Regions from separate parts of the Homo sapiens genome. Here region 1 is linked to region 2. The links are chromatin loops, found by intact Hi-C in ENCODE. Cell type or tissue: Calu3. All regions are shown on one strand. Links, peaks and the distances in the headings refer to the core of each region. The heading gives the core; the rest is flanking DNA. Region 1 overlaps ZNF385B (zinc finger protein 385B). Region 2 overlaps ZNF385B (zinc finger protein 385B).

What was found. Hi-C counts contacts between places; a loop is a spot of excess contacts. Peaks named below come from ENCODE experiments on the same cell type or tissue, not always from the same donor. Only the 100,000 strongest peaks of a DNase experiment are listed, where the experiment ranks them.
Region 1: a loop joins it to region 2, with 4 times the contacts of the local background. A loop is called at or near these places in 1 of 110 quality-filtered maps.

Annotation. Positions count from the first base shown.
Region 1 is chr2:179,453,238-179,466,112 of GRCh38, reverse strand. The region is part of intron 6 of ZNF385B (zinc finger protein 385B); the gene reads left to right. Among named protein-coding and RNA genes, the nearest start is that of SESTD1, 190 kb to the right of the region's middle. RefSeq lists an enhancer at 4,978-6,177. In Calu3, for the core only: no CTCF peak of the experiment used is centred there; DNase peaks (open chromatin) are centred at 5,382 and 5,782.
Region 2 is chr2:179,574,055-179,586,929 of GRCh38, reverse strand. The region is part of intron 3 of ZNF385B (zinc finger protein 385B); the gene reads left to right. Among named protein-coding and RNA genes, the nearest start is that of MIR1258, 280 kb to the left of the region's middle. In Calu3, for the core only: no CTCF peak of the experiment used is centred there; DNase peaks (open chromatin) are centred at 6,039 and 6,969.

The DNA.
Region 1 (12,875 bases), core at 1,805-9,804, 120 kb after region 2:
TGATATGCGTAATTTACATAGTCAACAGCTAAAATGCATTTATGTGTCTGTTCTATGTATATTTGTTTTACTAGTTATGATTCAGCTATTAGCAGTGAATTTTTCTTATATTTTTATTTCTGAGGCTAGAGAGCACTGCCTTGAATTGGACATTCCTTATTTCAGCAAACGTATTGCTCACCTATGGCTTTCTGTACATTGGGCATAAAGGTAAATCAAGACATGATTCCAGGACTCAAGAATCTCTCCTGGTAATAATTTTTAAGTGCAAATAAATAATTATAATTAATGGAAGATCATAATATAATTATGTGAAGAGGATTATAAAGGTATGGAGTAGGGAAGAAGGGAAGACATGGGCTCAGAGACTAGAATGGTCAAGATCAGTAAAGAAATTTCATGGTAATCCAGAGAGAATAGATTAGGGCCTAAAATGAGGTAGTGGCACATAGTAAATGCTGAATAAATGCTAGTTTAAACGGTGAATAAGGCTGATAGATGAGGATAATTAGTTAACTGCAGAATGTAAGAGAGAGAATTTAAGAATCATTGCTGACAGTTCTAATATATAACTGGCAATACCATCAATTGACGTGAGGACTACTTGGAAAGGCCCCTGTGTGGAGCAGCTTATACATTCAGTATCAGGCATGTTGAGTTTGAAATACCCATGAAATATCTAAAAGCAGACATCCTATAGAGTATTGGTGGAAAAGGGTCTTGATCTTGAGAGAAAAGTAGAGAATTTACCTCTTGATTTAGGAATCTATGTCAGTGTGGTAGAGGAAGTCATTGAATTGAATTAGATCATGTAATGCCCAAGAAAAAGACTAGAGTATGATCTTGAGGAATGCCAACATTTAGGGACAGGCAGAAGAATAGGAGATGGTGAAGGGGTCTAGAACGAGCTGTTGTAGAAGCTAAAGGAGAACCAGTCAGGGGAAATTTCATGAACATCAAAGGTGAAAAATATTGTGGACATTGAAGGGAAAAAGTTTCCAGAAAAAAATCATGTCCAGTTCAAGAGAAGACAGAAGAGACACCTTTGCCTTTGACAGGAGGATAAGGATGGATAGGAAGACAGGAAGCAGAAAGGCATATTTCACACACCCACTTCCAGTTCAGCACCAGAGAGAAGATAGGTGGGAAGCCCTGGGAGTAAACTGAGTTAAGGAGTGACTTTTAGAACATGGAGATTTCAGCATTTGTAGACAGAAAAAAAGAATCAAGTGTAAAGGAAGTAGTTGAAGCTATAGGAAAGAGGTTTTATCCAAAAAAGAGCCCACATAGCCAAGACAATCCTGGGCAAGAAGAACAAAGCTGGAGGCATCATGCTACCTGACTTCAAACTATACTACAAGGCTACAGTAACCAAAACGGCATGGTACTGGTACCAAAACAGAGATATAGACTAATGGAACAGAACAGAGGCCTCAGAAATAACACCACACATCTACAACTATCTGATCTTTGACAAACCTGACACAAACAAGAATGGGGAAAAGATTCCCTACTTAATAAATGGTGTTGGGAAAACTGGCTAGCCATATGCAGAAAACTGAAACTGGACCCCTTCCTTACACCTTATACAAAAATCAACTCAAGATGGATCAAAGACTTAAACATAAGACCTAGGACCATAAAAATCCTAGAGGAAAACCTGGGCAATACCATTCAGGACATAGGCATGGGCAAAGACTTCATGTCTAAAACACCGAAAGCAATGGCAACAAAAGCCAAAATTGACAAATGGGATATAATTAAACTAAAGAGCTTCTGCACAGCAAAAGAAACTACCATCAGAGTGAACAGGCAACCTACAGAATGGGAGAAAATTTTTGCAATCTAGCCATCTGACAAAGGGCTAATATCCAGAATCTACAAAGAATTTAAACAAATTTACAAGAAAAGAAACAATCCCATCAAAAAGTCAGCAAAGGATATGAACAGACACTTCTCAAAAGAAGTCATTTATGCAGCTAACAAATATATGAAAAAATGCTCATCATCACTGGTCATTAGAGAAATGCAAATCAAAACCACAGTGAGATACCATCTCACGCCAGTTAGAATGGCAATCATTAAAAAGTCAGGAAACAACAGGTGCTGGAGAGGATGTGGAGAAATAGGGATGCTTTTACACTGTTGGTGGGAGTAAAAATCAGTTCAACCATTGGAAGACAGTGTGACAATTCCTCAAGGATCTGGAACTAGAAATACCATTTGACCCAGCAATCCCATTACTGGGTATATACCCAAAGGATTATAAATCATTCTACTATAAAGACACGTGCACACGTATGTTTATTGCAGCACTATTCACAATAGCAAAGACTTGGAACCAACCCAAATGTTCATCAATATTAGACTGGATAAAGAAAATGTGGCACATATACACCATGGAATACTATGCAGCCATAAAAAAGATGAGTTCATGTCCTTTGCAGGGACATAGATGAAGCTGGAAACCATCATTCTCAGCAAACTATCACAAGAACAGAAAATCAAACACCGCATGTTCTCACTCATAAGTGGGAGTTGAACAATGAGAACACATGGACATGGGGCGGGGAACATCACACTCTGGGGCCTGTTGGGGAGTTGGGGGCTAGGGGAGGGATAACATTAGGAGAAATACCTAATGTAGGTGATGAGTTGATGGGTGCAGCAAACCACCATGGCACATGTATACCTACGTAACAAAACTGCACGTTCTGCACATGTACCCCATAACTTAAAGCATAATAAGAATAAAAAAAAGAAATAGAGAGGCCAAGTGGAAGCATACACCTTTTCCTCAGAGATGTGAAGAAAATGGGTGCAGATGGAAGAAATTGTAATATTGAGGTGATCTCATCCAGCTTCCCCATTTCTCTAAGGAAAAGGAGACCAGACATTAGCTCATAAGAGATTTGGAGCAATGGTAGGGACTTTAGAACAAGGATAAAACTTCCATGCAGAAGTTTTATCTGCATGGACTATACACACTGATTGATGTGTATATATAATCATTTTATATAATCATGTCTTTATATAATCATTTCTCCCTGTTTTATTTATTGACCTCTTCTGAGGTATATATAACTTTTTATTATATATGTTTCTAATTTAAGCAAATCTAATCCATATGAATATAGAATTTTAAAATAATTGTGTGTGATTATTGCACTGCCAAGAAAGCTCTATTTTCACAAACACACACACACACACATCTTTTAAATAGTGCGTTCAAATTATCACTAAATTTTCCAAGATCTTTATGCACATAACCTTTCAGGAAAATATCTAATAAAGTAAGGCAATCTGAGAGTTGTATCTGATCATTATCTGCAATGTTGGCCTTTTCTTCCTGCTCCTTTAGATAGGTGTAGTCCCATTACACTACAAATGAATACTCCTTTTTTGTGCATCTAACAATATAGTGATGATACTCTAGCATCTTTACATCTCTTACAACATTTTATTTTGCAGAGAACTCCAAGGTACTGAATTCATTTGTTCATCTTGCAGCCTGTGTGCTTTTTTTTTTAATCCATTAACTATCTTAATGGAATTCTACCTTAAACTTTTAAAATATATGTCATCAGTTGGTGGCTTCTATCAGTTGTATTTTGTCAAATGTGTAGGTAAGGAGGAGACGAACAAGGCAAAGGCTTAAGTCTCCTGCAGCACACCAGTTTACATACATACAGGTTTGCAGTGTGGTTTTTCCCCCTTTTGTCTGCTGTAGAGCCCCCTGAGCTTTTCAGCTTTATTTCTCACAAGACTGCACAATTGGAAGAAAGTAGGTACTCTGACTGATGCCCATTAATTTCTTATTATTTAGAAAGTGGAAAGATAAAGCAGAGAATGATTTCAGAATTCCTTATCAAAGTGAGCTAACTTGGTTTAATGAGTGTTAAACAGTAATATGGGCATTGCTTTGTTTTTTGGAATAATAATGAGATGTTGTACAAGGTGCTTGTGAATACAGGAAAGAATGTGACCATCAGTCCTTTCACTGCATGCCTCTGTTTAGTGCAATATTAAGTATAAAAAGGAAAAATTCATTGTATTAGTTGACAAGCATTATTCTTCAGAGACCTCAGAAAGCACAAAGTGCAATTCTATTGAAATTGTGGCCTTGGTGACCTGAGAACTTTTTTCAAGTTTTGGGGCTTCTTTGCTATTCTGGAAGGCTTATTTCAGAAGATGTCAACAGGTATCAGTGAGCCTAATGAGTCCTCCCTGATAAATGGCATGGATTTAGAAATTCACAGGTCCTGGGGAGTGTGGAATAGAATTCATGACCCTGGCCTCATTATCTGAGCTTACTTCTTACAACTATTACCTTTCCATTGCATTTTCCACCTGAAGCCCTCACTTCACTTTTACAGTGTTCTTGGTTCTTAAAGTCAATAAGAAAAGGGTAGTATTTTGCACATGTAAGCATTAAGGTCCCAATCACATAAATCACTTGCTTAAGATGACTCAATCAGTCAAAAATGGAATTAGAAATAGCCAGGTTTTTCTGGCTAAAAGGCCAGGAAGTTTTATTAGCATCCTAAATACTGTTATCTCAAATCTTAGTAAATGACATCACCCACTATTTTTCAAGTGCTCATGCTAAAACCATGGTAATGAGACTTGATTCCTCTCTTTCTTTAATGTCCCACACCTAATGAATAAGTCTAGTTGGTTCTACATACAAATATATTCTGAAACCACTGCTCAATTCTCTACCACTACCACCTTTGTCTAAGCAACCATTAGCTCTCTCATGGGCAACTGCAGTCGTTTCTTGACTGATCTCCTCATGTTTATCCTTTCACAGTCTATTCTCCACGCAAGAGGCAAAATGGTCTTATGAAGACAGGAATCAGATCATCTCTCTCCCCTACTCAGCAAACATACTTATGTTACATCCAAATTTCTCTCATGCTCTACCAGGCTGTATGTGATCTGGTGCCTCCAACTCCTCCACCTCACATCCTGCAATCAGACCCCAGTCTCACTGACTTTCTTGTCCTTGTTTGTTCCCGCTTCAAGGTTTTTAGACTTACTATGCTTTCTTCCTGGAACACTCTTTCTCCCAGAACTCCTATTATTTCATTCACATATCTGTTAAATATTGTAATTGCCTAACAGGTTCATCTTGCTTGCTGCACAGATAAAACCAATCCACTGAGAGCAGTACTGTGGTAGGAAAAGTTTAATAGTTGCAAGGCTAGCCAAGTGAGAGGATGGGAGTAATTACTCGAATCAGCTGCCCTGAAAGCTTGGAGGTTAGAGTTTTTCAAGGATAGTTTCATGGGCAGGGGGCTAGGGAATGGGAAATGCTGATTGTTTGGCAATGAAATCGTAGAGGTATGGAAAACTGTCCTCGTGGCTGAGTCAGCCTCTGAGTCAGGACCACAGGACTGGTTGAGTCATGAGTCATGGGTCTGAGTGGAGTCAGTCAGTTGAAAAGTCTGAAAAACATCTCAAAAAACCCATCTTAGGTTCTACAACAGTGATGTTGTCTATAAGAAAGATTGGGAAAGTCACAAATCTTGTAACTTCTGGCCACAGGACTTCTGAGCAGTAAGGGATTGTAGAAAAGCAAGCTAAGAAACAATGGCTGGTTATCGTTTAACTACACCTATATCTTAGCAGAATTCAGGCCCCTTTAATACTCTTAATCTTATCACCTTTCAGTAGACTTACAAAACAAGGCAGGGAGGGTCAATTTTAGGGAGGAACTATTATCATCCTTGCTTCAAAGTTAAACTGTAAACTAAATTCCTGCCATGGTTAGCTTGGCCTACACCCAGGACTGAGTGAGGACAGCCAGCCTGTGAGAATAGAAGCAAGATGGAGTCAGCCATGTTAGATATCTCTGTCTCAATCTTTGCAAAGGAGGTTTCAATATCACCTCTTCAGATAGGCCTGAGCTGACTCTTTACCATGACCAGCTTTATTTTTCTTCTTAGTGCACTTACTACTATGAGACATTATATATTTTTTTTTCTTTTCTTTTCTTTTCTTTTTGAGACAGAGTCTTACTCTGTTGCCCAGGCTGGAGTGCAGTGGCAAGATCTCGGCTCACCGCAACCTCTGCCTCCCAGGTTCAAGCAATCCTCTTGCCTCAGCCCCCCTAGTAGCTGGGATTACAGGCACGTGCCACCATGCTCAGCTAATTTTTGTATTTTTAGTAGAGACGGGGTTTCACCATGTTAGCCAGGCTGGTCTTGAACTCCTGACCTCAGGTGATCCACCCGCCTCAGCTTCCCAAAGTGCTGGGATTACAGGCGTGAGCCACCACGCCTGGCCGCTATATATATTTTTTACATATATAATTTATATATAGTTTTATATATGTTTTGAATATATGTGCTTTGATATTTATTACATATAATAAAAGTTTATGCATTTATTATTATAATGCACATTTTTTATTTAATAAATAGACTTATAAATTAAGATTTACATTTAAATTAATTAAAATACATTTGTATATATAAATCCACACACACATACACACACACACACACACACACACACACTTATTTTCTCTCTCCCCCACTAGATGATTAATTCCACTGAGTCAGAGACTTGGTATTTTTACTGCTAACTTCCATGCCTGATATAGTATATAGCACATAATAGGTGCTCAATCAGTAGTTGTTGAATGGATGGATGTTTATTTCCTTAGGACAGATTTCTAGAGGGAGACTTTCTTGGTGAAATGATATTAATTTCATATATTGTTTAACAACAGTTATACTACTTTTCCACTCCACCAAGCCCAGATGCCTATATTGTATCTGCCCCACTTATTGTAATTTCTAAATCTTTGCCATCTCTCAGAGGCAGAAAATGATACTTCTTAGTGGCCTTAATTAAACCAACTTAATAAACCAAGACATACATTATCAAAAACAAAAATGCAAAGAAATTTTTATCTAATATAGGGAATCAGAGACCTCCTTTTGAGTGTCCATTAATTCTTCTGGGAATCAGAGAAGACCTGAAAATTCAGAGAAAACACCTATGCAAAATTTTTCTTAAAAGAAGCTTTTGAAGACTATTGTCATTTACTTTCTTAGGTACATGCAAACTTGCAACTATAGGGGAGGAAAAAATAATTTTCTCTCCTTCTGAGTTCTTGGTTGGGACCGATCCCTGTAACAAAAGACAGATTAACATGAAAACAAAGAAGTTTATTAACATGTATACCTCATGTATTGATGGGAGGTACCCAGAGAAATGAGTAAATCTCCAAGAGGTGACTTTGAATTCAGGCTTAAATACAATCTTAAGCTATAACAAAGAAGGGTGTAGGGAGGCCAGTAATGAGGAAGTAACTAGGAAAAACACAGTAAACAAGGGTAAGGTTTGTTAAGTGGATTTAAATCAGTGCCTTCTCCATTTACTAAGAGTGTCTGGAGGCTAGAGTCATTCCTTCTTTTCTTGGTAGAGTGAGGGAGACACCCCAACAGATAAGAGGTTTTTTTAATAGATATATACTTCTCTTACAAAAGAGTGACCTCTACTCTGGTTTCAGAGCTTCTGTAGCTGCTACAAGGATGACATACTCTAGGCCTGCTACACAACCATTAAAGAATCACATCAAAGCAGACTTATTTATCTGGTTCTCTACAAGACGTGCCTGTAATATTCTGTATTAGTCCATTTTCATGCTGCTGATAAAGGCAATTTATAAATGAAAGACATTTAATGGATTTACAGTTCCACATGGCTGGAGAGGACTCACAATCATGGCAGAAGGCAAGGAGGAGCAAGTCATGTCTTACATGGATGTCAGCAGGTAAAGAGAGAGCTTGTGCAGGGAAACTCTCCCTTATATAACCATCAGATCTCGTGAGACTTATTCACTATCACGAGAACAGCATGAGAAAGACCTGCCCACGTGATTCAATTACCTCCCACTAGGTCCCTCCCACAACACATGGGAATTCAAGATGAGATTGGGTGGCGACACAGCCAAACCATATCATATGGTATGCTTTCTATGGCATCATGTAACTTAGATATACGAAGATATTACCATCCATTCACCTTTAGTCAACATGACAAACATTCAAGAAGGTATTTCTAAAACTAAGCATTCTTAGTCTAATATTCCTTAAAACAGAAGAGCAATAAGAGCACTGGCTCAGGGTTCGGGAAGCCTTTGTTTGAATCCATGCTCTATCATTTATTGAATGACTACAGGCAAGTTGCTTACTCTATTTAAGCCTTGGGGCTTTGTCTTTTTAAACAATTGGGGTTATCATAAGACAACATTTAGAGAGTGAAAAGCATGCCACAACCTGGAAGATGACTTGTGATGTGTATATCTGACAAAGGACTCCTGTTCAGGCTATATTTAAAGACTTCCTATAAATCAATAATGAAAAAGCTGACAACCCAGTTTTAAAAATGGGCTAAAGATATGAACAAACGCTCACAAAATATACAATTGGCCAATAAAAAAAAGAAAAGGAGCTCATTATCACTAGCTATTGGGGAAATACAAATTAAAACCACAAGAAGATACCACCACACCTCCACTAGAATGGCTAAAATCAAAAGGACTGACAATACTGATACCATGGATTAGACAAGATGTGAAACAATTGAAATTTTCATACATTGCTGATAGAAATATATATTGGTACAATCAGTTTGGAAGACTGTTTTCAGAATCTACTAAAGCTAGATATGAATATCTTGTGGCCCAATAATTCTACTATGTATATATACATAACAAAAATGAGTATTTATGTCTACCAAAAAACACTTAAAAGAATGTACATAGTAGAATTATTCAAAATGGCCAAAAACTGAAAACATTTTAAATTTTCATCGGTAGCAAAATAAATAAATAAATAGTGGCATACTCATACAATGGGGTACTACCCAGCAGTGAAAAAATATCCTTCTGTCTATAATAATACAGATGAATCTTACAGACATAATGTTGAGTGAAAGAAGCCAGACACAAAAGAAATATATTGTGTGATTTCCTTATATGAAGCTTAAAAATAGATAAAACTGATCTAGGTTAATAGAGGTGGTTATCTTTGGGGGAAATCTCAACTGGTAGGGGTTCAAGGGAGCTTCTAGGGTGGTGAAAACACTCTATATCATCAGGTGTATTGTATTTACGTGAATGTATACATACATTAAAATGTATTAAATTTATATATTTTATAGTACATGCTATATCGCAATTAAAAGAAAAAGAAAAAAGTTTAAAAGTACAGATAGTAACAGTTTCTATCTCATAGTGTTTGAAAAATAAATTAGATAATGACTATAAATTCTTAAAATAGTGCTTGGTCTATAGTGAGTGCTCAATTACTATGAGTGGTTGATTTGTGATTATTATTGTTACATTTACCATTATTGTAAGATATAATTGCCTGGAACAGCCATTAGGCTAGTATTTTTGCTCTGCGTAAAGCAAATTTTCAAATAATGACTGCAATACTGATTTCAGCTTTTAAGAACAATGGTTCAACCAACTTAACATTATTAGGTTTGTATAAAGGAAGTTTATTATTATAAAGTTTTTTACTTTAGTGTACAATGTTTTAACATTTAAAACTGTATTTAAGATTTTTGTTTCCTTTCAGAGTAATAAAAATTTTTAAAATTACGTTGAGGTACAAAGCATCATTAATCTTACAAAACAATATTCTTCTGTTTTAGTGATAAAATAAATACCAATCAAATTAACAATGAGATACCATATTATGTCTGTTGGATAGGTAAAGGCAATAGATAATTAGGCTGATAAAGGCACAGGGAAGCCATGATCTTTTGTGACACTCCTAAGAGTATTCATTTGTATGACCATTCTGGAGGGCAATTTGGTATATGCATCAAAAGCTCAGAAATGTACACGATCTTTGTCCCAGCAATTTTTCTTCAAAGTTCATGTCCTGAGGAAATTATCAGATGAGTTTTCAGAGATGTCTGAATATAATGCTGTTTATATAACTGGTTTATTGAATATATGAATTCAATGAGGTACAAACATGATAGCCTTTACAGCCATGTGTTGCTTAACAATGCAGATACATTCCGAGATATGCATTTTTAGGCTATTTTGTCATTGTGCAAACATCATTCAGTGTATAGTACTCACACACATCTAGGCAGTACAGCCTACTACAGGCCTAAGCTAAATAGTTTTAGTTCCTTCTCACATTGTTAATAAAGACATACCCGAGACTGGATAATTTTTTTTTTTTTTTTTTTTTTGAGATGCAGTCTCGCTCTATCTCCCAGTGGCACAATCTTGGCTCACGGCAACCTCTGCCTCCTGGGTTCAAGAGATTCTCCTGCCTCAGGCTCCCAAGTAGCTGGGATTACAGGCATGCGCCAACATGCCTAGCTAATTTTTTTTTGTATTTTTGGTAGAGACGGGATTTCATCATGTTGGCCAGGCTGGTCTCATACTGACCTCGAGTGATCTGCCTGCCTCAGCCTCCCAAAGTATTGGGATTACAGGTGTGAGCCACTGCGCCTGGCCGAGACTAGGTAATTTATAAACGAAAGAGGTTTATTTGATTCACAGCTCAGCATGGCTGGGGAGGCCTCAGGAAACTTACCACCATGGTGGAAGGGGAAACAAACATGCCCTTCTTCACATGGTGGCAGCAAGGAGACGTGCCGAGCAAAAGGGGGAAAAAACTCTTATGAAACCATCAGATCTCATGAGAACTCACTCACAATCATGAGAACCAGCAGCATGGAGGTAATCATGCCCCCATGATTCAATTACCTCCCACCGGCTCCAGCCCATGACACACAGAGATTATGGGAACTATAACTCAAGATGAGATCTCGGTGGGGACACAGCCAAACCATATGAACTATTTAGCTCCTATGCTACACACCTATATAACAGGTTACTGTACTAAATACTGTAGGCAATTGCAACACAACAATAAGCATTTGTGTATCTAAACATAGGAAAGGTACCATAAAAATATTGTATAAAAGATAAAAAAATGGCATACTTGTATAGAGCATTTACCATGAATGGAACTTGTAGAGGTGGAAGTTGCTGTGGGTGAGTCAGTGAGTGAGTGGTGAATGTGAAGGCCCAGGACATTCCTATACACTTACTGTACTAGGATATTACTGTAGACTTTATAAGCACTATATGCTCAGGCTACACTAAATTTATTTTTAGAAAAATTCTTTCTTCAGCAATAAATTAACCTCAGCTTAATGTAACCTTTTTACTTTATAAACTCCAAATGTTTTTAAACTTTTGACTTTTTTGTAATAACACTTAGCTTAAAACATAAACACACTGTAGAGTGCTACAAAAATTCTTTATATTCTTATTCTCTAAGCTCTTTTCTATCTTTAAATTTATTTATTTATTTCACTTTTTACACTCTTTTATTAAAGACTATGACACAAACACCCATATTAGCCTAGGCCTACACAGGGTCAGGATCATTAATGTCACTGTCCTCCACTTCCACATCTTAACCCACTGGAAGGTCTCCAGGCACAATTACACAGTGGAGCTGTCATAAATGATAACAATGCCTTCTTCTAGAATACCTCTTGAAGAACCTGCCTGAGGCCATTTTACAGATAACTTTAATTTTTTTATAAATGGAAGGAGTACACTCTAAAATAATTATTATAAAAAGCATAGTATAGTAAATATATAAACTAGTAACACAGTCATTTATTATTATCAAGTATTATATACCTTACATAATTGTGTGTGCTATACTTTTATATGACTGGTAGCACAGTAGGTTTGTTCACACCAGAATCACCATAAGCACATGAGTAATGTGTTGCACTACAACATCATGACAGCTACCACATCTCTAGGCAATAGGAATTTTTCAGCTCCTTTATAATCTTATGGGACCACCATTGTATATGCAGTCTATCATTGACTGAAATGTCATTATGTGACACATGACTGTACACTCTGTTGAATCTCCCTTTCTCATTCCTCAAAGACATTGTCAGATATCAGAAAGTCTGGTCTTATTTGAAACTTTAGGCTCTTATCCAATTGAACACTCCCTTTTTTCTGGCTCAGGTTGAACCATGAAAAGGGGCATGGTCTGCTCTTTCTTCCGTGTTCCATGCTTTCTGATTCTTGCGCTTTCCATTGTTAGGGATAAGAGGAGGAATTAGAGGAGAAAAAGGGGCAAATGCTTTTGTACTTAATGACAATTATGGTTGTCCTCTGAGTGACAGATGTCCAGATGCTGTCTGACTCTCTCAGGGACAATGTGTGAATTCTTCATAAGGCTTGTTCCCTGACCTCTTACAACCCTTCCTCAGCTTGTGCCACTAAAGGTCCACACTTCAGCCTCTTGCTGCCAAGGTCCTAGTGATCAGACTTCTTACGTTGGGCACTAACAACATGATTTGAGCCAGGCCACCTTTCAAATCATCCTGTTGGCCCAAAGAAATCTTACTCAACTTTGTTATGCCAAACTGAGATTATAGGTTCTTCTCCTTCTTACCTTTCTTGCTCCAACACAATCTCCCTCCGACCACAAGTGAGGAACAAATTGCCAAGACCTGCAGTAGTCTAACTGGGGAATGAAATCCCAGTGTCCCCTTCTTACCTCCATTTCTAGCTTTATTAGTTTGGGATTCAGAAGCTCCCAACCAGACCAGAAATTCATGACTCTAGTGAGTCCTCCCATCTTCAGACTACTTTATAAGGCCTGGACAGGTGGGTGATAGGGTGCTGGCAGCTGGACCAGTTCTACTAAATTTTATAAATCCTGCAGGACTGTGTTGGGGGTTTCTGAGGAACTTTCTCTAACATGCTGTAATACTAAATACCAGTTGCTTTCAATTCTCAGTTGTGTCCTTCATTGAGGCCACAGAAGTCTCGTTCGGTATCC
Region 2 (12,875 bases), core at 2,074-10,073:
GTAGCTGGGACTACAGGCACGTGCCACCACGCCCGGCTAATTTTTTTGTATTTTTAGTAGAGACAGGGTTTCACCATGTTGATCAGGCTGGTCTCGAACTCCTGACCTCGTGATCCGCCCGCCTCGGCCTCCCAGAGTGCTGGGATTACAGGCATGAGCCACCATGCCCAGCCAATAATACATCATTTTAAAATGATCTAGCTCACTGTTTCTTTCAACCAAAAAAGAGTAATAGCTCCTCATTAAATATTTACTTAAATATTTCACATTAAAACCTTCTTGAACCAAGTTGGCAACCTACAGAGCTGGGCCCTGGGTGCCCTCCTTTTAAGTCAATGGGGTGGCAGCCGAATATAACACAAGAGCTGTAAGTCAGGCAACAGCTACAGCTTCTATTCTTCACTTAGCCACTCATTAGATGAGTGACCTTAGGCGAGTCATTTAGCTTCTTTCGGGCCTTGTTTCCTTATTGGTAATAATAGAGGCTTAGACTAAATTCCTTTAAACAGATACTACAGGGCTGCTGATATGCCATGTTTTGGTGAGACATAAAAATGTAAAAAGCAGCCCCTGTCTTCAAGGAAGTGACAGTTTAATAGAAAAGACATCTATAAAAACAAATGCATGCAAAAAAGTGGTTTCGAGACTGTTACATAAATTTGTACTATGTACATTGGGGGCACCAAAAGAAAAGTTGTCAATCCTATCTGGGTTTAGGTGAGAGAGATGAAATTCACAAAGACTTAACAGATGAAATGCTTGAACTGAGTTTGAATGCCACTACCCAGATGAACATGGGGATGGAAACTATAAGAGCACCCGTCTATAGAAGTGAGTCAGCATAAAGCCCCAGGACCTAACAGTGGTCCTTTATGGCTGGAATATAAGTATAAGATAAAATATGCAAAGGATCATTGGAACAAATGGAAAAGTCTTTCTGTGACATAAGGATTCCAGAATTTGTGAGACGCTATGACAGGGTTCTAAGTAGAATTTGTGAACTGTTCGTATATGTGTTCTAGAGAGATCATTCTTGCAAAGTATGGCAAAGGCTTGGCAAAGGTGAGCAAGGAAACCATTCAGGAGGCTATTACAGAGGTACATGGAAGAGATGATAAAGGTCACAGTGTAGCCATCGAGTAGAAGGAACAGAACTATAAGATGTGAGGAAAGTGATTCCTATCAAATCACTGATTAAATGAGGGTTGAGGGAAGAGGAGGAAAGTCTGTAACATCCTTTCAGTTTTCATCTCCCATGAGTCAATTATTCCAAGACTGTTAGATTACATACTGAAACCTCTCAATTCAAGGAAGGATTTTCATAAACACACTTAATGGAAATATATTTTTAGATCTTGACAGATATAATGGCATATTGTTTTGAATTCATTGCTTTTCAACTTTGGAGTCATTCTCTTTTTAAAGGGAGCCCTATAATCATAGTGCAGAATGAGTCAGGTATTAAAGTTAATTTGTCATTTAGAAGACATACCGTAGGCAAGTAAATAGGTACTATAAAGACACCCTGAATCATGTGGTGCTCTGTTAAAAGGCAAAAACAATCCATTGGTGCTTACATTCAGAAATTCCATGAGGTAGGTCAATATAAATACCCAGGAGACTCTGAGAGCCAGAAACAAGAGCAGCCTCTAAACAGTATCCACATAACCTGAAGACAGAACTCATGCTAATGTTTTCCTTTTTTACTCTGGGCACATTTGTTACTTATCCTACCATAAGCACTGTCTTTACATCATTCCATTACTTTCTGCCAAATGTCTTGAAGGTATCTCTCTTTTATCCCATGCCATTGATTCCAGCCCACTGTAAGCTGGCTGCCACCCAGAACATACCAATAAGGTACTTCTGGCAAAGGTCACCAATGTCTTCCTAATTTCCAAATCCAGTGGATGTGTGTCACTCCTCATCTTACTTGACCTTTATGCTATGTTATGAAACTCTCCTCATTTGCTCTCTGTGTGTGACATCAGGACTGCCCTGATTTTCCTTCACCTCTGTCTCCCTTGTCACTGTCAGGTCCATGGGCTCCTCTTTCAAACACTACACTCTCCCTGGGTCATTTCATTTATACATATGGCATCTATATATAGGTGGTGTTCATTCTTCTGGCCTGAGTCATGCCCCTATGTTTCAGAAATGGAAATCTAACTGTCTTTTGGACATCTACACCTGGTTGTCCCTCAGGCAACTCAAATTCAACATATCCAAAACTGAACCCCTTCTTTCTTCTCCTCTGCATTCCTCGGTAGGCATATGTAGGTTTTCCTACTTACCTCATGCATACTTCCCCACTCCATGCCTTCTAAGCCACCTTTAGTCCTCCAGATATGTTGTACTCATTATAAACTCTGAGTCTTTGCACATGCTCAGAGGCCTTCCTGATACACATATGAAATATATATTTTCTTCATCTGGCTGAATTTTATGGAACTTTCAGGCCTTTGTGAAGGTGTTGCCTCCTTCAGAAAACTTTCCTGCCCCTAGACTCATGTTGTTCGATGCCCGTCTTTCTTTTGTCATTTTATAGTATTTTATACTGCATTGCAGCAGTTCTCAGTGGCTTAGGGAGTGAGAGGATAGGTGGTAGGAGGATTATTTTGCCCTCCCCACCCCACCAGGGACTTTTGACAATGTCTGGAGATATTTTTTGTTATAACAAGGGGTTAGGATGCTAGTGGCATCTAGTAGGTAGAGGCCAGGGATGCTGCCTACATCCCTATAATATTCTACAGTGCATAGCACCCCACAACACTGAATTATTCAGTTCAAAATGTCATTAATGCCAAGGTTGAAAAACTCTGCTCTAATGTAATTACCTACTTATTTTTCTGTTTCTCCCAGTAGACTATAAGCTTTTGGAAAACAGGGACTATGTCTTCTTCAACAATGTGTACACAACAAGTAGCAGGTTGTTTGGCACATGGCAGATGCTCGGTAAATATGAATGTATGAACTGAGTGGGTATGTTGATGGATGGTTTGAATGGTTTTTCATTCTGGCCCAGAGAGAAAATGTATAATTTATATGTGGACTGAGGGCAGTAAGATCTGAGGTTTCACTCCTGAAATGGCCCTGCTGCCAGTTCCACTGTTTGAGATACTGATCATGGGGATAGTAGGAAGACTGAAACTATGGATGTGTGTCTCTATTTTGTTGTCTATTTAAGGATATATAATTGTATTTATTTAGATATTTACCTGTATTACTTGCTGAGTGAGGTATAACTATGTACATGTTTGTATCCATTGCTAGTAACCACTAATAGGTCTGAGTACCTATTATATGCAAAATATTTTAGCATGCTGTTATGGGAAAACAAAGTTTGGTTTAAATTCTGGCTTAGTTTGAAAACTGAGCCATATAACCCTAAGCAAGAATCTTAGCCTCACTAATCTTCAGTATTCTCAACTAATAAGCATAGAGTTGTTTTGATGATTACATAAATGAAAATATATAAAGTACTTAATATATAGCAAGTCCTCAATAAATGTTACTTCCTTCTGCCTCTTCTCCAAACTCTCTATATTAGTTAGAAATTGCATTTGACACAGAAGCACAGCCCTGATAATAATGGCTTAAATTGATAGTTTATTTTTCTCCCACATAAAAGAAGTCTGGAGGTCTGAAATACAGGATTGCTTTGATGACTCCTCAGAGTCATTAAGAAATCCCAGCCCTTTTTAGCCTCAACATTTTACTATGCCTAAAGTGTGACCGTGGTACTCAAAATGCCTGTCATGTCTATGTGGCAAGCAGCAGACTATAGGACAGGGTGAAGAAGGTCATGCCTCCTCTCTTTGAAAGAACCTTCCAGGTGGATCACCTGAGGTCAGGAGTTTGAGACCAGCCTGACCAACATGGTGAAACCCCCGTCTCTACTAAAAATGCAAAATTAGCCAGGCGAGATGGCTCATGCCTGTAATCCCAGATAATCAGCAGGCTGAGGCAGGAGAATCGCTTGAACCCAGGAGGCAGAGGTTGCAGTGAACTGAGACTGCATGACTGCACTCCAGCCTGGGCAATAACAGCGAAACTCCATCTCAAAAAACAACAACAACAAAAAATATTGGTTTCTTAATGACAAAACTACCATGATAACATAAGATGTTGACATTAGCAGAAATGAGGTAAGGAGTATATGAGAACCCTCTGTTTACTATCTTTGTAATTTTTCTATAAATTTAAAATTATTCCAAATTACAAAGTTTATTTTTAAAATGCAAATTACTGGCACACATTGAAAACTTGTTAATTTTTGTAGGGCATTATCTATAGTGGATGCATTTGAGTATAATCTCCATGTGTGTAGGGACTTTGTCTAACTTGTTCCTTGATGTCTCCTCAAGAACTAAAGGAGTACCTAAGGATAATACCGGGGAAGAGAGCGCACACTCAAAAAACCCCATCTGATCTGTTTCTGAGTTATCGTGCATGCTCAGTGTATTATTCTGTAAATTGTTATAGCATCCTGACTAGCAGCTCTCCATTTCATAGTCCAGGAGAATCAGCATACTTTTTCTCCATAATTTTCCTAATGGAACATTTTATGAAATATAAGTCCTGGAGGAGCTGGTAACCAACTGCTAGACACTTTATTAGAAAAATAAGGGTCTGTAGCACTAATGCTAATCTAAGGAAATTAAAGTCTTTTTATAATCCTGTGAGATTAATAGATCAGGGGTTGAAAACTGCACAGTTCTAATTTTCTATAAATTAGTCTTTTCTCTCTATTAGTGTAAAAAATATCTAATGAGAAAAGTACTTGATTTAAAAACCAGCCTCACCACTTACTACCGAAGTGGTTATGAGGAAGTTTTAAAATCTCTCTAAGCCTAAATTTGCTAGCAAACTTGGAGTAGTGAGACTTTACAAGGCATATGTACAGTCCTCTATTAATGAAAATACAGGATAGTTTACTATAACAAGAGCACAATAATAAAGTGGTTTTCATAAGACAGAGGCTTGTTTCTGTCTCACCTAACAATTCAGAAATGGTATTACAGCTTATCGGGAGCCCAGTCTACTCCATGTTGTTGCTTAGGCACTTCTGGTGTGCACTTCCACATTCCAGATTACAGGAAGGAAAAAAGGAGGAAACACACCTTTCTAAGGGCATGACCTGGAAGTTATCACTTCTACTCATATCCCATTGGCCAGAACCCAGTCATGTGGTCCCAGCTAGCTGCAAGGAATTCTGGGAAATGCTTTCTGTATCTGGGAAGCAATTTGCTGAGCTCATACTTCTGATATTTTGGAGATTGGAAAGACAACTAGCAGTGCCTACCATAAGTACCTAGAGTAGTGCCTTACATGGAATAAATGCTCACCAAATGACATTCTCATTAAATCATCTGGAAGATAATTAGTGTGAAAGGAATAGGTAAGGAGAAACGTTTTACCAGCTATGACTTTTAAATCACTCAGAATTAAAGATAGACCTTCCTAGGAAACTATGTTTGCATTTGAAAATTTGCTCATCTTCTTGTAAATTAAAACACAGCTTTACAAAAAATAAGATCTTCTATTCAGCCTGAGGAAAATAAGCTGCAGAAGTAATTTTTTTAACTGTACTTGTTTTTATATGTAACAACTAGTTTCCCTTCTAGTTCAGGAAACTCTAGTAGAATTAGAAGGAACCATGCTTGGTAAAAAAGGAAAGATACAAAGTAAACTGTTACTTATTTTTAATGTAGAAATTCTTTTGTTGCACAGTTGTAAATTCTGTAATCATAATTTTGCTCCTGTCTACTCTTTGCATGGATTCAGTTTCAAGCTTTTGCCATAATTTGTATTTACATACATGGGACTGCACCTTTAAGGATCTATTTCCATTTTTCTTGGTTTGGTTTAATTATTTCCTAAGGATATTTACAGTAACCTGCTGAACTTGGACAGTTTCATTCCAGGGAAAGTAGTTTATACTGAACCCCATTCATGCTAACCTTGCCTAGGACATTCTTACATTCCATAGGCCACAACTCCAGGTTGTCAGCCCCTCATGTGATTTGTCAGACCACACTGCTCCCTAGCTGGCAGCTCGACAGAGTTCAGTTGGCCCTGCTCTTTGCAATGTGACGGATGAACATGATACCAGCTATATTAGTTTGCTTGGGCAGCTGTAACAAAATGCCATAGACTTGCTTAACAAATTTTTCATAGTTCTGAAGACTGAGAAGTCCAAGAACAAGTCTTCAGGCAATTCAGTTTCTGGTGAGGGCTCTTTTCCTGGCTTGCAGATGCCCCCTTCTCACTGTGTGCTCCAATGTTAAGAGAGTGCTCTGATATCTCTTTCTACTTATAAGGGAACTAGCCCTATTAGATTAGGGCCCACCTTTATTACCTCATTTGACCTTTATCACGTTCTTACCTGGCCTCCTGGCCTGTCTACAAATACAGTCACGTTGGTGGTTAGGACTTTAAAATATGAATTATGGGGGTAAGGGGGACATAAATACTCAGTCCATAACACTGGTCTTTCTTTCATTTATTATGATACCCACAAAGAGTGAGTGTTTTTTCTAGTATTTTCCCTATGCCATTCTGGGCAACCTGCCTAAAGTTTTCTATGGTGGAAGATTACGTTAGTGGCTTCCTAAACTCTCTTTTTCTAATGAGATCTCTGGTTTAATGGCAGTGTTTGGACCCACAGAATACCCTGGGAGTTATAAGATGTTAAGAAATTAAAATGTGATAAAATGATGTTTGTAGAGCACTCTGCACTTTTCTTGCTTACATTATTTATTTAATCCTCATGGTAATTTGGTGAAAATGATTGGGATGGTGCAGTGGCTCTATTTTATATATTAGAAAATTGAAGTTTGGAATGTTCAATATTTCTCTAAGGTCTTAGGACTAATAGTTGATTAACACTGAGATTCCATTCCAGGCCTTCAAATTTCTAAACCACATTAAACCAAATATGAGCTGAATTTGGCTCTGGAGCCACTAAAATTTGGTTTCAATCCAAGTTCTGTCACTTATTAACAGTAAGTGGGCAAGTTACTTAACTCACTAAAATTTCTCAATCTTCTCTGTGACATGCAAATAATAGAGTCCACCTTATAGTGTTCTAATGAAAATCAAATTATATAATGCATAGAAATAACAAAACATCTGCTACATAGAAAATTGTTCAAAATTGTTGGTTATTATTTTTAAGCACATATCAAATCCTATTCATTAAATTTAACTCTGAATTTATGTTTTATTGGACTTTAGGATAAAGTGTTATTTAAATTATATGAGCTATTGACAGATCTCCAAACACTTTACAAGTTTATAAATGTTATAAAATTTATGATATGGATTTTATTGAGATATGAGCATCTTAATGATCAACATTTGTGCACATTTATTTATATATTTATTCATGTATATATTCATGCCTGGTCAAGCAACAGATTAAAGCAATTAACAATTAGCAGATATTTTAAACAGCTGTCAGTTATACTTTAAGCAAGCCAGTGGGATTTTTTAGTTATCTAACTTTGGTATGAGGTCATTTAGTTATCTAGTTTTAGATTGAGGTCATTTTGTTCTCATTAATAAAAGAAGCTGAGTTTGGTATTCTTAGTTTTTATCTCACACCAGTAAGCCAGTAACACTCAGTATATGCTAATAATTATGATTAAAGAAATATTAAGGAAACAAAGATTTAGCTGCTTGAAATTTGGTATACTGAAAAGCCTAATTAATAAAATTTTCAGTTTTTCTCCACATTAGCCAGGATTTAATCTCCATCAAAATACATATTTTTCTATTAGTCTAATTCTACAAACCCAACATAAGAGGTCATTGTCACACAGTCTTATGTCAACCATAATGACTGGAAGGTGCTCTCCTAGTGTTCCCAGATTTGTCAGGTAATTTACTGTGTATGTCAGGATAAAGTAACAACACATATTTTAATTTGTTTTGCACATCATTCCTGATTCTCATATGGAAATAATTAGGGAATTTCATGCACTTCTAGATTTAATATGAGTGTGTGTTTATGGATATATAAGTAAGAGAATGTTCAGATTTCATAGAGGAGGTCAAATAAGCTTTTCTCAGGTAGAAGAAACTATACCAAACCAAGAGTTAACACACTTGATGCAAAGTTTATTAGCAATGTAAATGTCATTACCTCTGATTCGTGATCAGCTGAACAAACAGTGAAGGGCCACTGTGACTTTCAAGCTTTAGGAACAGAATCTAATGACCTTAAAAGGCAAAAGAACTGTTTCCCACTAGGTATGGATGGAAGTGATTCAATTCTGAGCATCATCATGATTGGCAATTAATAATGCAAATGACTTGTGTTGATCCAAAATGGTTCTCAGTATCTGGGCAAGGCAACTATGAATGTGTATATGAGTGAGGTAGATTATAACAAAATTATTTTCATTCTATGCCTCATAGTCTCAGAGTGACTGTATACACATAGGCACCACACACATCCTCTAACCATCTTGATTTGAGAGGGCAAGATGAATGTGCCTACTACATTAGTTTGCTTTTGTGTATAATTGTTACAGTTTTAAGATATGGCTTAACTTGTAGTGTGTACTCAGAAAGGAGAGTTACTCATTACCTTGTACATAACTCATTTATTGCCCTTGTAACATATTTGTTTTCTTTTCCCAACTACCTCTTAAGAGCAGGGACCCTGTCTTCGTTAGAATGAACACAGGCACTGGTTCATAGTAGATGCTTAAGAAATATTTGAATGAATTTATAAATGAATTAGAGCTTCTGAATGGAAGTCTATAGTACTTAAATGTGCAACATACATAAATATAAACATTATCCAAAGAATCTATCAATGTGTATATGGATGCACAAACACACATATACATCCCACGTTCAGAGTACTGTCACTAGTTGAGGAAAGTGATTAATGTCTAAGGTGCCTAGCCAACAATAATAGCATATGATTATGTAATTAAGTAATAAGTAATTGTGAAGGAAGGAAAAACTATTTAGATACTTACTGATTGCTTAATATAAAAAATGGATATATGTTAGCTTAAAAACATTATGAGAGTTAAATATATCAGCCTATGAAAAATAACAGAAAAGCAAACACATTGACACTTATTCATAGTCATCAGTATTTTTTTTTAGTAAAGACAGCACAAACCACTAAACAATTAGTTTATTCATTGTTTTCCTTACTGTGGCCATAACTAGTATTCATATTAGTAATTTATTAGGAATACTGACACATAATTATCCAAACTTTTGTAAAAAGCGATTATAGTTTTTTTCTGATAAGAAAAAGAAAATTTTCAATTTATAAGGTTTTAATAAGCCCTTAAATTATTTTTCCCCAAGATTAATAATTATAAAGGAGCATAGGTCCACTTATCACATTTTCTACCAGAAATATACTGGGCATGCATGGGCAATGTTTCTCTTTAAAGTAGATGCTGACACTATATAATTAGAGAATTACAATAATGGGTCTTACAGAAGAAAAGGAACCATATTCATATATACTTTTTGGCATACACTATTAGAGAAACTTTATGTTTCAGTGTGAGATTTATATATCTGATACATAATCAACTTTATATCAAGTATTCTCTAATGAGTTCTAATGAACTAGAAGTAGCTTTAAATGGAAAAAATATTATTCTAGCATCTCAGAAAATAGTTTTGGCTTATTCCCTATTAATTTTGACCTTAAAAAAATAAGATCCCTTTAGTCCACCTGGGCCTGGGTGGCCTGCTTATTTTCTCATAGAGGGTTCTAAAGCTTCTTGGAAAGTCTTAGGTTTTACTCTATTAGCCCAATGTTACAGGGCTCTTCTCCATGCCACAAATATTCATTTGCAGATAATGATACTTTCTACTGCCTCAATATATTTTTATATCCAGTTTTCTCCTGGATTCCTTATATCTTATCTGAGGAATGCTTAAAGCCGTCTGTTGTGAGATTTTCCTCAAACTTTCTCTAGCAAAAGGACCGGTTTTTATCATAACATACTTAATTAACACCTTGATCAAGGAGGCAAACAGTGCAGCAGAGATTCCTGGAACAAGATGATCAATTGGACTTACCCTGTGTTTGTTGAACTGCCTGAATTTTATAAGCCCATGTGGATATGGCTTAGAGCTGAGATCCAAACAGCTCCTGCTTCCTGGTCTCTTCCCTGAATTACATCTCTGTATTATCGGTATCTCTTGCCACCAGTTTTCTCTGAAGTCATTATAGACTATATAGAATTTATGAATCATGTTCAAATTTGTTAGTCATTAAATATTTGTCCAGAACTGGGTATATGATTGTGCACTTATAGAAAGATGCTCACAGTATAATGCAGTAACTACGGTGATGTGGAATATAGGTATTACAGGAACAAAGTGAAGGAATACTTCATCCAACCTTAGTGAGTCAAAAAGATACTTCCTCTCTTAAAAATGCATAGAAATAGTCAGATTTATGACCATGTAGGCCATGTTAGTGTAAATGACATGATGAAGGTGAAGCTCCATGGGCATGGGTACCCCAACTGTCTTGTTTAGGCCACATTCCCAACATCACGCATAGATGTGGCTCATAGGCCCTAACCCTCAGGACATATGTGTCAAATGGATAAATGGAAAAAAAGGATTCTAAGTAGAGGAGTAATGTGGTTCACTTTTGATTTTTAGATACGTTGATCTGGCAGCGGCATGGGAGATGGATCCAAAGAGATTAAAACTGGAGTGAAGGAGTCCAGTAATGATGTGAAGAGATGAGGGTCTGAACTAGGACAGAAGTCAGTCACAGGGATGGATTTGAGACGTTTTGGAGGGTTACACATGTAAGACCTGGTAACTGTGTGCCTGTGGGAAGAAAAGGAGAGGTACGGGGCAAGTGTTGTGCCAGAGTTGCCATCGTCTAACTTAAAGAATACAAGGAGAGGAGTTATCTAAGGGAAGAAACAAGTTAAAGTTTTTATGCAACATATTATCATTTAAATGTATTCCAACTTTTACTTTTAAAATGAACCCTTGAGGAAATTCTAATAGATTTTTAATGAAAATCTTGTAGCACTTTAAAATTTTTAACTATCCCATGGGCATTATACCAGCACTGGGTCAAGAATATAAACTAAAAACATGGGTACCTCCCTTTAAAAAAAAACAAAAGTCTTTTAAGAATACCAAAACACTTGGGCATAACTACCACTTATTCTTCATGCAGAAATTTTGGTAGAGAGAGAACTATATTAATTCTTTCCTCCCTTTTGCTTTCTTTTTTTTCTTGATATTCTTCCCCTGGGTCTGGCATTCTGCAGTAAAGTAGGTAGAATCAGCTACCACATGGAGCCTCACTCCCAGACAAGTGGCCTTTGAAAGCTTCTCCTGTAGGAAGAAAAGCTTTCCAAGGAAAGGAGCAATGCTTGCAGGCCAATGAGAATTCCAAATAAATAGCATTTCGACTTCTGCTTCTCAATCTGGTTTTAACATTTGGTGAGGGGCAAAACAAACCCAACCAAAGTGCTATCATTCATTTGAACTTAAAGTTCAAATAATGTTACATTTAATTTGTAATCAGATCATTATAACTATAGTTGAAATATATAATTCTGGTATAGTGAAGATTTGTACGAAATCTTGTTTTTATTTTTTTCTCACTTTTTGGCACTGACTCTCTTCTTCTTCTACATATATGTTTTATTATCACAGGATGAGTAATTTTATTGTCATATCGCAGAGCGAATTCTCCCAGCCCAAATAAATTTGGCTTTCAGCGTGGTTCTGGGACATCCAGTTGGCAATACCCAGGAGGTATCTGCATATACAGAGCTGAGGCCTGGGGCAGAGGCCTGAGCTCTGAGTAGCAGTCATTGGCAGAGAGATAATACCCTGAGAGGCAAGCAGACCATCCAGAGAGGGTAGAGGGCCACCAGCAGAAGACCGATGTTGGTACCTGAGCAGCATCAACATACACAGAAACGAAAGAAGGGCAGTTCTAAAAAGAGAAAGCAATTTGATTAGAGAGACTGGAGGAGGGCCTGGAGAGAGAAATATCCTAGAAGGCAGGGCTTTAAGAAGTTCAAGAAGGAAGGAGTGAGAGAGCAAGGGAAGCAAGGAGCTTCTCTCCTTAGGTAAAGCCCTTCCCCCCTAACATCCCTCCTTCCTTCCCTAACTCTTCAGAATCTTAAGAGAAGGCAGTAGTTAGTTGTTGTTGTGTCCATACTTATAAATGTTCACAATCTATGCTATGTGAAGAATATAATTTCTTCAATGTACAAGTATGACTTCAGATTAACTTCCTTAGTATTGCTTCCATCTAGTTAGTTTCTAGGCTTTGTGGCTTTTAATGGTCTTTTCCTGTAAGTAGCTACAGTTGATTTGACTGTAATGCCAGTGCTTCAATATTCATTATTTTAGTAGTTACCCAGCAGATTTTATCATTGTTTATTCAGAGATATTTTTTAGCCCACGCTGCTCCTTATTCAGGATAAAGCAGATAAATATCTTGCTCAGAGCCAAACAGGGATACTTTAGATTCTGCTTCCATAGACTTTGTACTTTGTTGTTTGCACTGGCTCCTAAAAATATTGAGAAGGATAAACAGAAAAGTTCATTTAATTGTACTGAGTTCATTTATTGTTCTGAGCAAGTACAATACTCCCTATCTGATTAGTATCACTTCTGATCTGTATTTTAACCACAGAAAGGTACAGTTTTGTTTTTCCCCAAATAGATTGTGGTTTACCTATATTTTCCCTATTGTAAAATGCAGTTTATGTGCAGGATTCAAACCCCTTAATTCAGGCCTGAGTCATACTTCTATCATCACCCTCAAATTGTTAATTTTTATTTGCCCGTTCCTCATGAGTAAAGATTTTGTTACGGATCTTAAACAGCATTAT